2 separate regions of the Homo sapiens genome follow, and region 1 is linked to region 2. Evidence: read pairs that join two places in POLR2A ChIA-PET (ENCODE). Cell type or tissue: PC-9. All regions are shown on one strand. Links, peaks and the distances in the headings refer to the core of each region. The heading gives the core; the rest is flanking DNA. Region 1 has its middle 59 kb from the start of FAM169A. Region 2 has its middle 60 kb from the start of GCNT4.

Region 1 (5,383 bases), core at 61-5,060, 67 kb after region 2:
GAAAAGTTTTGTTGCTTCATATAGAAGCATGCTCTAGCTTCTTTAGCAAAAGCTACACTCTATTTCATCTAATTCCTCCAGAATTTGTATGCACGGCAAAGCAACTTGGGTACTGTGGTTCAGGAAGATGCCATCATATTTTGTTTATGAATTCTCAAGCCTCACAATGTTAGGAATGACAGTCGGAGAGGTAATTTCCACGAGTTAGACTTTCCAGTGCGCAAACCATTTCAGTGGATGCGAGTGCAGTGTTTATCTGCCTTTTCTCATAAAGTCATATAAATGTAAATTTCATGGTTTTCTGTATTTCCCTGCATCAAGTCAAGTAGTGCATATTAACTACTTGATGAGTTCCTCCCTTCACCAGAGGAAAAAACAAAACCCTTGCTCATTTTGCTAGTGGATCCTGGATCAGAGAGAGGATATTTTTCTATTCAGGCCTATAGTCTGGGGCTGCCCAGAGCAGCTCTGATCACATGTAGGGCTTCATAAAAACAAATGCAGCCACTCTCAGGTCTGTTTGAGCCAGCAGTCTGAAGAGACTTCAGGCCTCCCAGAGCACCTCTGTTAATTAAGAGGATGGGTTTCAGCACCTCACTTGGTTACCCAAGGGAGAAGGAATGTTGGAGGAGAAATCCCTTCTAGGACAGGAATCTCCTCCTGGACACACGATGGTAGTGTACACACACACACCCTCAGGAGACGAGACACTTGGGCCCTCCTGACTCTTTCAGGTGGTGCAGGGTTCTAGCCTCCTGGAGGGCCCCACCTTTCCCACAGCTCCATGCCCCCTCTTCTGAGGGAGTAGGAGAAAGAGAACAATTTCCTCTCCGTCCCTTTCTCTGTCTCTCTCTCTCTCTTCCTCCTTTTTTTTCTCTCTCTCTCTCTACACACACACACACACACACACACACACACACACACACACACACACACACCAGGTTGTGAATTAAGACACTGATGGCCTCCTCCAGGCTATACGCATTTTGAGGCTCTGTAAAAACTGTCTAAGAGGAGACCCAATAGAAATGAATCCAGAGATGTGCCAGTGGGAAATCAATTGACCCGCAAGTAATAAGTTACAATTTACTTACATGTTCACACTGCTGAGCATGGAAAGTGAAGTATCTGGGATAATGAATGCCCCCTATCCTGTCCATATAATTCTGTACCAACACTGGTATCATTTCGGCAACACTCAGTGTTGGATTTTTGTTCATGATGGTTTTCATACCCAGTAATATGCACAGCTCTTATTTTATCTTAGAGCTTCAAAAGAAAACATATTGAGACAAGCTTCTTCATGGCTGGTCATCTAACATGCTCTCCTTTATTTCTAAGGGAACAAAGTACATATTTTCTCCAATGCAACTGAAATTTCAACTCCTGCTATTTTCTTTTAGGGCTTTGGGGAGTCAGTGTTAGTCAAATACTAATGACAGTCAAAAGAGCTAGAATTTTTTATATAATTTTCCATTTACAGAAATGCAAATGATATTTAAAATAAGAATAATTTCAGAACTAGTACATTGCTTTGTTGAAATAATCTGTTCAAAACCTCATAGTTCAAATCATATACAAATGCAAATTTACTGGCATATATGAGTATCTAACATGAAAATTTTTAAATGTTGAAACCTTCAGATTCCAGAGAGATAAAATATTTTGTAAAATGCTCAACCTCTTGGAATTGTCTTCAGTCAGGTCTGTGGTTCACATATATAAACTTACTCAGTTGGGATGGCATAGATATTATTGTCTTGTTTGGCCCAGACAATATGATCCCAATGTACTTGGAGGGTCTTTAGGGCTTGTCCCCAGAATATTGCTTTTAAGACCTTATTTCAGTTGGCTAACGACTAAAAAATAGAATTTGTGGAACAGCTTCTTGTCAAAATCACATCAATTGCTCCTTAATTTTTGTCCTACAGACCAGTGTTATACAGATATAAATTTCCTAGGGAAATGCTTATAGTAGGCATTAGTTGGTTAAGATTTCAAACTCTGAGCTATCTCATCATTTTACAACATATGCTCAAAGTGGAAAATATGGCCCATTACTTCTTCACATTTAGAAGTAATACTTTGAATTGTGTAGAAGATAAACTGATGGCATTCCATATGCTCTGAGAGAGAGTTCAAGGTCAGTCAGCAGTTATTAAGTTGCCACCGAAGGACAAACATTGCCCTCAGGAAAGCAGCGACAACTCCATGGATGAGAGGTACTGGCTGTGTTAGGCCGTTCTTGCATTGTTAGAAATGCCTGAGACTGAGCCAGGCGTGGTGGTAATCCTATAATCCCAGCACTTTGAGAGGCCGAGGCAGGCGGATCACGAGGTTAGGAGCTTACGATCAGTCTGACCAACATGGTGAAACCCTGTCTCTACTGCACAGGTTGCAGTGAGCCGAGATTGCACTACTGCCCTCCAGCCTGGGCGAGAGCCAGACTCCATCTCAAAAAAAAAAAAAAAAAAAAAAAAGTGACAATTAGGAGCATTTAGTAAAATTGATCTTCCATATTTATTAAGACTTCTATAGGTCATAAGTAAGTGTATTCAGAAATAAACTAAGCAAACTGTGATAAATAAGGCCAGGAATGCCTTTTATATAGTTACACAGGAAAAGTAAACCTAAAGGTATTAGGACTCATCTATCATAGCTAAACCCTGACAAACAGAAATTACTTTTAGTTTGCACCATCTAGAGGTGAAAAAAAGAATTCTGAATTTATCCTACAAAGCTTTCAGATCTTTTTTTTTTTTTTTTTTTTTTTGCTCATGAGGTTGCTAGCTGTCTTACAAATATTTGATTATTTTTAAAAATCTTAGAAGAGTAGAAATTCAGTATACCACCTTAGCCACTTGATGTCTACTTTGTGTCTGTTAAAAAGGGTTGGGGACAAAGTTGTGCTCAGTGACAACAAAACACTACCATCAACGTAAATACCTCAAAATGAACTTCTGATTAGAAGGATTTTTTGGCTGGGAGTGGTGGCTCATGCCTAGAATGCCAGCAGCACTTTGGGAGGCCGAGGTGGGAGGATTGCTAAGGCCAGGAGTTGGAGACTAGCCTGGCTAACGGAAAGACCTCACCTGTACAAAAATTACAAAATTAGCTGAGCATAGTGGCACACTCCTGTAATCCTAGCTACTTGGGAGGCTGAGATAGGAGAATTGCCTGTGCCCACAAGTTCAAATTTGCAGTGAGCCATGATCACACCACTGCACTCCAGCCTGGGCAAGAAAGTGAGAGCCTGCCTCAAAAAAAAAAAAAAAAAAAATCTAGCATGGTCCTCATGGTGCTTAGATTGTAATGCTTCTGTCATTATTAGTCATTATTTCATTATGTAATTTTTAGTCAAAATAATTTTTCCCCTAAATTATTTTGGCTCACTCTGAAAGAATTGAAGCTGATACATTTTGAGCGTTCTTGTGTATATGTGTTTGAACATCCTTGTCCAAGCAAGCACCCTTATTGTAGTAAAGTTTTCACTGTAGGAGTTTTTTTGTTGGTTTGTTTGTTTTTTTGAGATGGAGTCTCGCTCTTGTCGCCCAGGCTGGAGTGCAATGGCACAATCTTGGCTCACTGCAACCTCCCCCTCCTGTGTTCAAGTGATTCTCCTGCCTCAGCCTCCCAAGTAGCTGGGATTACAGGGGCCCACCACCACGCCCAGCTAATTTTATTGTAATTTTAGTAGAGATGGGGTTTCACCATGTTGGCCAGGCTGGTCTCAAACTCCTGACCTCAGGTGATCCACCCCCGCTCAGCCTCCCAAAGTGCTGGGATTACAGGCGTGAGCCACTGCACCCAGCTATTATAAGACTTTAATTATAACCTATAGATGCATTCTCCAAGTTATTTTGTACAAGATCTAACTGTGTGCTGTCTACAACAGAATCGTTTTGGACCTAAGGGGCACCCATAGGCTAAAAGTGAAAGGGTAAAAAATGATATTTCATGCAAACAGGAACCTAAAGAGAGTAGGGTAACCATAATTACATCAGACTAAATAGACTTTACAACAAAAACTTGACAATTCCCATGGAGTATCTTTATCCACCCTTTAAAAAAAATCCATTCAGCCAATCTGTGTCTTTTAATTGGCATGTTTAATCTATTAAAGTAATTACTGAGCCAGGCACAGTGGCTCATGCCTATAGTGCCAGCCACTTGGGAGGCTGAGACGGGGGATCACTTGAGCCCAGGAGTTTAAGGTTGCAGTGTACTATGATCTGCACTCCAGCCTGGGCGACAGAGCAAGGCTCATCTCTAAAATTAAGTAATAACAAAAGTATCCGTAGACAGATGAACAGATAAGCAACATGTGGTATATTCATACAATAAAATATTGTTTAGCCATATCAAAATTGACCTTGTGATACACACTACGACATGGATGAACCTTGAAAACATGATGTTAAGCCGGGCGCGGTGGCTCACGCCTGTAATCCCAGCACTTTGGGAGGCCGAGGCGGGCGGATCACGAGGTCAGGAGATCGAGACCACGGTGAAACCCCGTCTCTACTAAAAATACAAAAAAATTTAGCCTGGCGTGGTGGCGGGCGCCTGTAGTCCCAGCTACTTGGGAGGCTGAGGCAGGAGAATGGCAAGAACCCGGGAGGCGGAGCTTGCAATGAGCCGAGATCGCGCCACTGCACTCCAGCCTGGGTGACAGAGCGAGACTCCGTCTCGAAAAAAAAAAGAAAAGAAAACATTATGTTAAGTATAGTAAGCCAGACAAAATGGCAAGGATTGTATGATTCCACTTCTACAAGGTATCTAGAACAACTGAATTCATAGAAAAAGAAAATAGTAGTTTCCAGGGGCGGGCTGGGGACAGGGAGACGGGGATTATTGCTTAATGGTGACAGAGTTTCTGTTTCAGGAAATAAAGTTTCAGAAATAGTGGTGATAGTTACACGACATGGTGAATGTACTTAATGCCACTGAATTGGACACTTAAAAATGGTTAAAATGGTAAGCCTCATGTTCTGTATAATTTACCACAATTTTTTTTATTTTTTTATATTATTTATTTATTTATTTATTTTTAGATGGAGTCTCGCTCTGTCACCCAGGCTGGAGTGCGGTAGCGTGATCTCCACTCGCGGCAACCTCCGCCTCCCGGATTCAAGCGATTCTCCTGCCTCAGCCTCCCGAGTAGCTGGGATTACAGGTGCATGCCATCACGCCCGGTTAATTTTTGTATTTTTAGTAGAAACGAGGTTTCACCATGTTGGTCAGGCTGGTCTCAAACTCCTGACCTCCTGATCCTCCTGCCTCGGCTTCCCAAAGCTCTGGGATTACAGGCGTGAACCATCGGGCCTGGCCAATTTACCACAATTTTAACAAGACAGCAGGAACTCAAGATGGCTCAGGGAGG
Region 2 (5,383 bases), core at 158-5,157:
AGGAAGAAAATCACAAGAGAAATTAGGAAATACTTTGAACAGAACAAGAGTGAAAGCCCCACGTAACAGCATTTGTGGGATGCAGCTATAGCAGTGATTTAAGATAATTTTTAGCATTAAGTGCTGCTTTTAGAAAACAAAAAGGGTCAAAAATTAGTGTTCTAAGTTTCCACCTTAAGAAACTAGAAAAAGAAGGGCAAATTAAACCCAAAGTAAGCAGAAAAAAGGAAATAAGATCAGAAATCAATGGAATAGAAAATGGACAAAGAATAGGGAAAATCAATCAAACTAAAAGTTGGTTCTTTGTAAAGATCAGGAAAGAGGCACTTACAAGAAGCTGTTGAGGGATAGGTTTTATTAAAGTAGAGTTTCTCAGGCTTACTTGTACATTAGAATCACCTGGGGAACATTTAAAACTCCTGACGCTGGGGCTGTGTACTTTTGACTAATTAAGTCAGAATCTCCAGGCATTAGCACATGTTAAAGCTTTCCAGGTGATTCTAATGTGCAGCTGAGTTTGAGAACCACCGTTGAGAGATCAGGCAAGGCCCAATCTCTTCACAGTGGAAGACCACCCCTCACCCAACTACCCACTTGTCAGGATCTAACTTGGGCTAGTCAGAGGCTCCAGAGTCAAATCCCCTCATCTCCTGCATGGATTTTTATATGCCTGGCTGCTGGTGTTGCGAGGGTGCAGTAGGAGAAGAAGAATGAAATCTCTTCATTTGGTATGTAGACTTTCACCTAATTTCAATAGGGTGTCTCAGGCCTGGCTTGGATTCCCAAGTCTTCTCTGATTTGGTTTCTCCACAGAATAAACCTCCAGTCTCCTGCCAGGATTGGAGAAAGGGCATCATCTGCGGTGTAGGTCAAGAAGGGAATCTGGGAGCCTTGCTGCTCCCATTTATTTAAGCTGCCTTGTTTGCAGCCCTTCTCTGCACCCCTGCTTTCCGAGTCCCAGGTTCTGCCATGTTCGGCAGAGTGAGTTACCTTCTTGCTGCCTTCTTCTACTGCAGGCTTGGGGTTCTGTTTCCCTTGGTTTGATAAACCAGTCAATGCACGTTCTTCTCTTTCCAGCTCCCAATATTTTTTTCGGTTGATTTTTTTTCTCAGTCGTCTCCATTTCCAATCCCTTAGAACTTGTGGTTTGCCTTCTTTCCCCCTTTACTATCACTTTAGTGGGATTTCATGAGACAGTGGAGATAAAAGTAAGTGTCTAATCTACCACATTTAACCAGAAATTTTCCAGAGCCTTTTTAAAAAATCAGAGTACTTAATAATGATGTTAAAAGAGAAACATTTGACAAATTACATTTAGTAGAGTTTAATTGGGCAAAAAATGAATCAGGCAGTTCTCAGCACCAAAACAGGTACAGAGAAACTGGGGCTCCCATGGAGTTTAATACTCTGGTCGAATAATACTTATGAACAGAAACAGAAATGCAATGTACAGAAAATGGAAGCGAGGTACAGAAACAACTGGACGGGTTACAGTCCAGTGCTTGCCTTATTTGAACATGAGCAGGTGGCTGCCTGCTACTGACTGAAGCATGGCTGCTGTGATTGGCTGAGACTCAGCTATCTGTTAGAAAAGCATACTCCTAAGCTGGGTTTTCAGTTTATTTACATACTAAGTTTGGTTGCAGTTATTATGTAAGGACTCAAGTATGCCAGTATGGTGGCTTTTCTCAGGCCAAATTTACTTTAACAATGGTAATCACTTTTAACTCAGTTACCTTCGCAGGAATGCAGAATGAGAGCTGTGTTGGTCTCTGGGATATAAGAGTATGATCACAGCAGATGATAATGGTTTTCCTGCTCCTATTTCACAATCTTAAGTCCTAAATAAAATGAAATTGGATTGCAGAACTCCAAATCTAGTACTTTTAGAACTGATTGCAAAGATGGTAGTATTTTGTTAGTAAGAGTTAAACCTGCCTCATTAATACTCGTGTGTTTTGTTCTCCCATAATGCTTCTAGTGGTAGCAATCCTACTGTGTTGTATTGACCAGAAAAAAAAAGAATATGTAACTTTCTGTCTTCTCATTAGGAAGTCATAGTAGACATGTCGTTTCCTGGATATCAGAAGCGTGTCTGTACTGGTTTACTCTCCATACTCTTCCCTTGGGTTTTTAACCTTACATTTGAAGCAAGGGAAAAGATGCTGGCCATTGCAGCCATGGTCTTCACACCGCAAAGCTACAGCAAAGCAGTGGATTAAGCACCTACCCCGGATGGAGACCACCTGGATTCTAGCCTGGGCATTGTCACTCTCTAACCTGATGACCCTGGGCAAGACAGGCCCCCTCTCTGGCCTTCTGGGTTTTGTAGAATAAAGGGGTGATTTGGCTAACTTCTCTGGATCTTTCTAGCTTGACAAACACTGTCTATACGAATTCTTACTGAAAATAAATGTCCCCAGAAGGATGTAGAGACATAATCTGCTTTTATGGAGAAATGACTCAGAAGGGCTGGACCTCGCTCTACCTTCACCACCTCTTTCACTGGAAGTACCTGAGGGCAGTGATCACTTCCGGCATTTCAATGCTTATATAGAATTGGCCCGAATATTGCTCCCTCTTCTCAGGTAACCCAGCCTGGGGCTAAAAGTATGTCTTTGTGCTTTTATGCCAGGTTCCAATCCCTGTCAGTTATGGTTTGTGGGTTGTTTTATTTCAAACAAAACAAATATAATTATTATATTTGGGCTTGAGGTCATCTGGGGGTTCTGAGATACTCCCCACTCATAACCAAGGCAAAGTCTGGAGCTAGAGGAAATAAACAGCCTTATAGACAAATCACATGAAGCTGTATAGATGAGCTGGAACCTGCCTGGTCCAGTTGGTTGTAATACACCAGGCATGCACTGTATGAAACAGGCCACTTGCAGGGTGTTATGTTGAATTATGTCCCCCAAAAAAGCAATCTTGAAATCCTAACCCCCAGTACCTCAGCCTGTGACCTTATTTGGAAATAGGCTAATTAGATGTAATTAATTATGATGAGGTCCTGCTGGAGTAGTGTGGACCTTTAATCCAATATGACTGGTGTCTTTATAAGAAGATGTTGAGAAAATACAAGAGGAGACTCTGTGAAGATGGAAGTGGAGACTGGAGTGATGTGGCTGCAAGCCAAGGAATACCAAGGACTGCTCGCCACCACCAGAAGCTAGGAAGAGGCAGGGGAGGAGTCTATCCAGAGTCTCGGAGGGAGCATGGCTGTGTGAACACCTTGATTTTCGAGACTTTTAGCCTCCAGAGCTGTGACAGAAAGTGTCCCTGTTGTCTTCAACTATCCAGTTTGGGTGGCTTACTTTATTATGGCAGCCATGAGAAACTAATACATAGCTAAGGTCAAGTTGCCTTTGGCCATCACTAGCTATCATCTAATTAAAAAGGCATCAAAGAAATGTTTAAACCTGGTAAGCTTTGAATATAATCAAATGATCATCAATATTTAAACCCTCAAGATAGCCAATGAGTGAAATGGAAAACTTTATACTTTCCAAGATGAATGCCTGCCATCGACCCATCTATATTTAAAACATTGGACTTTGCTTCTTGGGCCTTATTGACCTTCTGTCAACAAATAATTAAGTATTTATCCAGTGCCAAGAACTGTGCTAGGTGCTGGGGATACAGATATCAATAGGGAACAGTGTGCACCCCATTCCCTCCCAGAGTTCACGTTCTTGTAAGAAACACAGACATTAAATATACTATTTCAAATAATAAATTGAAAGATTCCATCCACGGAAAGGACCACAGTAGACAAGTTCAAGATGCCATGTCAGCATGTAATGGGAAATCTGACTGGCAGTGTGAATGTTAACCCCTGCTTTCCAGAAAGCCTCACTAAACCAGCCTGATTTGTAGTCTTTGCTCAAATACTCCCACCATGGCTGATGTCAAGCTCTCCTGCCACCACAGCAGGGTTAGCTAGCACAAGATGCACACACAGTAGCAGGCCACTCTGTTCTATTTCCACCACACATTCCGTTCTATTTCTATTGTGACCTCAGGAGCACAAATGTAGAATATAATAAAATAATTAGAACATGAAAAGTTTTAAGTGTTTCTCGCATTTGTTTTTATTATAACTTAATTGTAAATGTATACCACTTAATTTATAATAATGGCGGTGTTTAACAATCGGCTTGCAAAATTCTACCTTTCGCAAGCTGGGAATAAGTTTGGAGCAGAGGGTTAAGGAAGGCTTTCCCGTGGAAGTGACACTTAAAATGACGAATGAATTAGAATTAGCAAAGTACAGAAGAGGGGAGGATGACCATTCCAGGCAGGAACCATGGCAAGTGAGGTCTTGGGATTTAAGAGAGCCTGTTATACTTGAGAAACCGATGGCAAAGAAGGCGAGGAAAAATATGGAAAAATGAGGCCAAAAGAAGGACAGGGACCAAATCATGCATAGCCTTGTAGTCCATAGAGAGGATTTTGAACTTTATCTTAAATACAATGGGAAACTATTGAAGGTGTTAAGCAAGGGAGTCATGATCAGATTGAGGTATTTGAAATATCCTTATGCTCTGTGCATGGAATAAAACACTCAAGAATGGATGTAAGACACATAGAGCACAAGCATCAGAAGAAAAAGTGGATGAATTGGACTTCAACAAAGTGAAAAACTTTTATACATTGTTGGGGTTCAGAAACCGATACCCCAAAGTATGGCGCTTTGACATGCTGAACTGAGCAAGAAGCCTCAAGGTCTCTCTGACCCTCCCCCTGCCTCTTACCTCTCAATCTTTTATCTCTCCCTAAGCTCAGGATGAAGTTCTCTAAGTTCTCAAATCTGCCTAAAGTCTGGACTCACCAAAGAAGAAAGCAATTGCCCTTTCGTCCGGGCCACCAACGTGCCATCCAGACTGAGGAAGACCCGGAAACTTCAGGGCCACGTGATCCACAGCCATGACCCTATAAGGGAAGCACCAGAAGCACCCTGGAGGCCACGGTAATGCTGGTGGCACACATCACCACAGGACCAGCTTCAACAAATACCACCCAGGCTACTTTGGGAAAGTTGGTAGGACGCATTACCACTTAAAGAGGAACCAGAGCTTCTGCCCAACTGTCAACCTTGACAAACTGTGGACTTTGGTCAGCGAGCAGACATGGGCAAATGCTGCTGAAAACAAGACTGGGGCTGCTCCCATCATTGATGTGGCGCTATTGGGCTACTACAAAGTTCTGGGAAAGGGAAAGCTCCCAAAGCAACCTGTCATCATGAAGGCCAAATTCTTCAGCAGAAGAGCTGAGGAGAAGATGAAGGGAGTCGCAGGGGATCTGCGTCCTGGTGGCTTGAAGCCACATGGAGGGAGGTTCATTAAATGCTAACTACTTTTTTTTTTTTTAAAAAAAAAAAAAA

The links. ChIA-PET counts read pairs that join two places held together with the same protein. Peaks named below come from ENCODE experiments on the same cell type or tissue, not always from the same donor. Only the 100,000 strongest peaks of a DNase experiment are listed, where the experiment ranks them.
Region 1: POLR2A ChIA-PET joins it to region 2 with 6 read pairs; 3 of 35 experiments call an interaction of 5 or more read pairs at or near these places.

What each region holds. Positions count from the first base shown.
Region 1 is chr5:74,922,771-74,928,153 of GRCh38, reverse strand. No RefSeq gene overlaps it. Among named protein-coding and RNA genes, the nearest start is that of FAM169A, 59 kb to the right of the region's middle. In PC-9, for the core only: a CTCF peak has its summit at 2,646; a DNase peak (open chromatin) is centred at 2,673.
Region 2 is chr5:74,990,126-74,995,508 of GRCh38, reverse strand. It overlaps the pseudogene RPL27AP5. Among named protein-coding and RNA genes, the nearest start is that of GCNT4, 60 kb to the left of the region's middle. RefSeq lists an enhancer at 1,408-1,457. In PC-9, for the core only: no CTCF peak of the experiment used is centred there; a DNase peak (open chromatin) is centred at 2,508.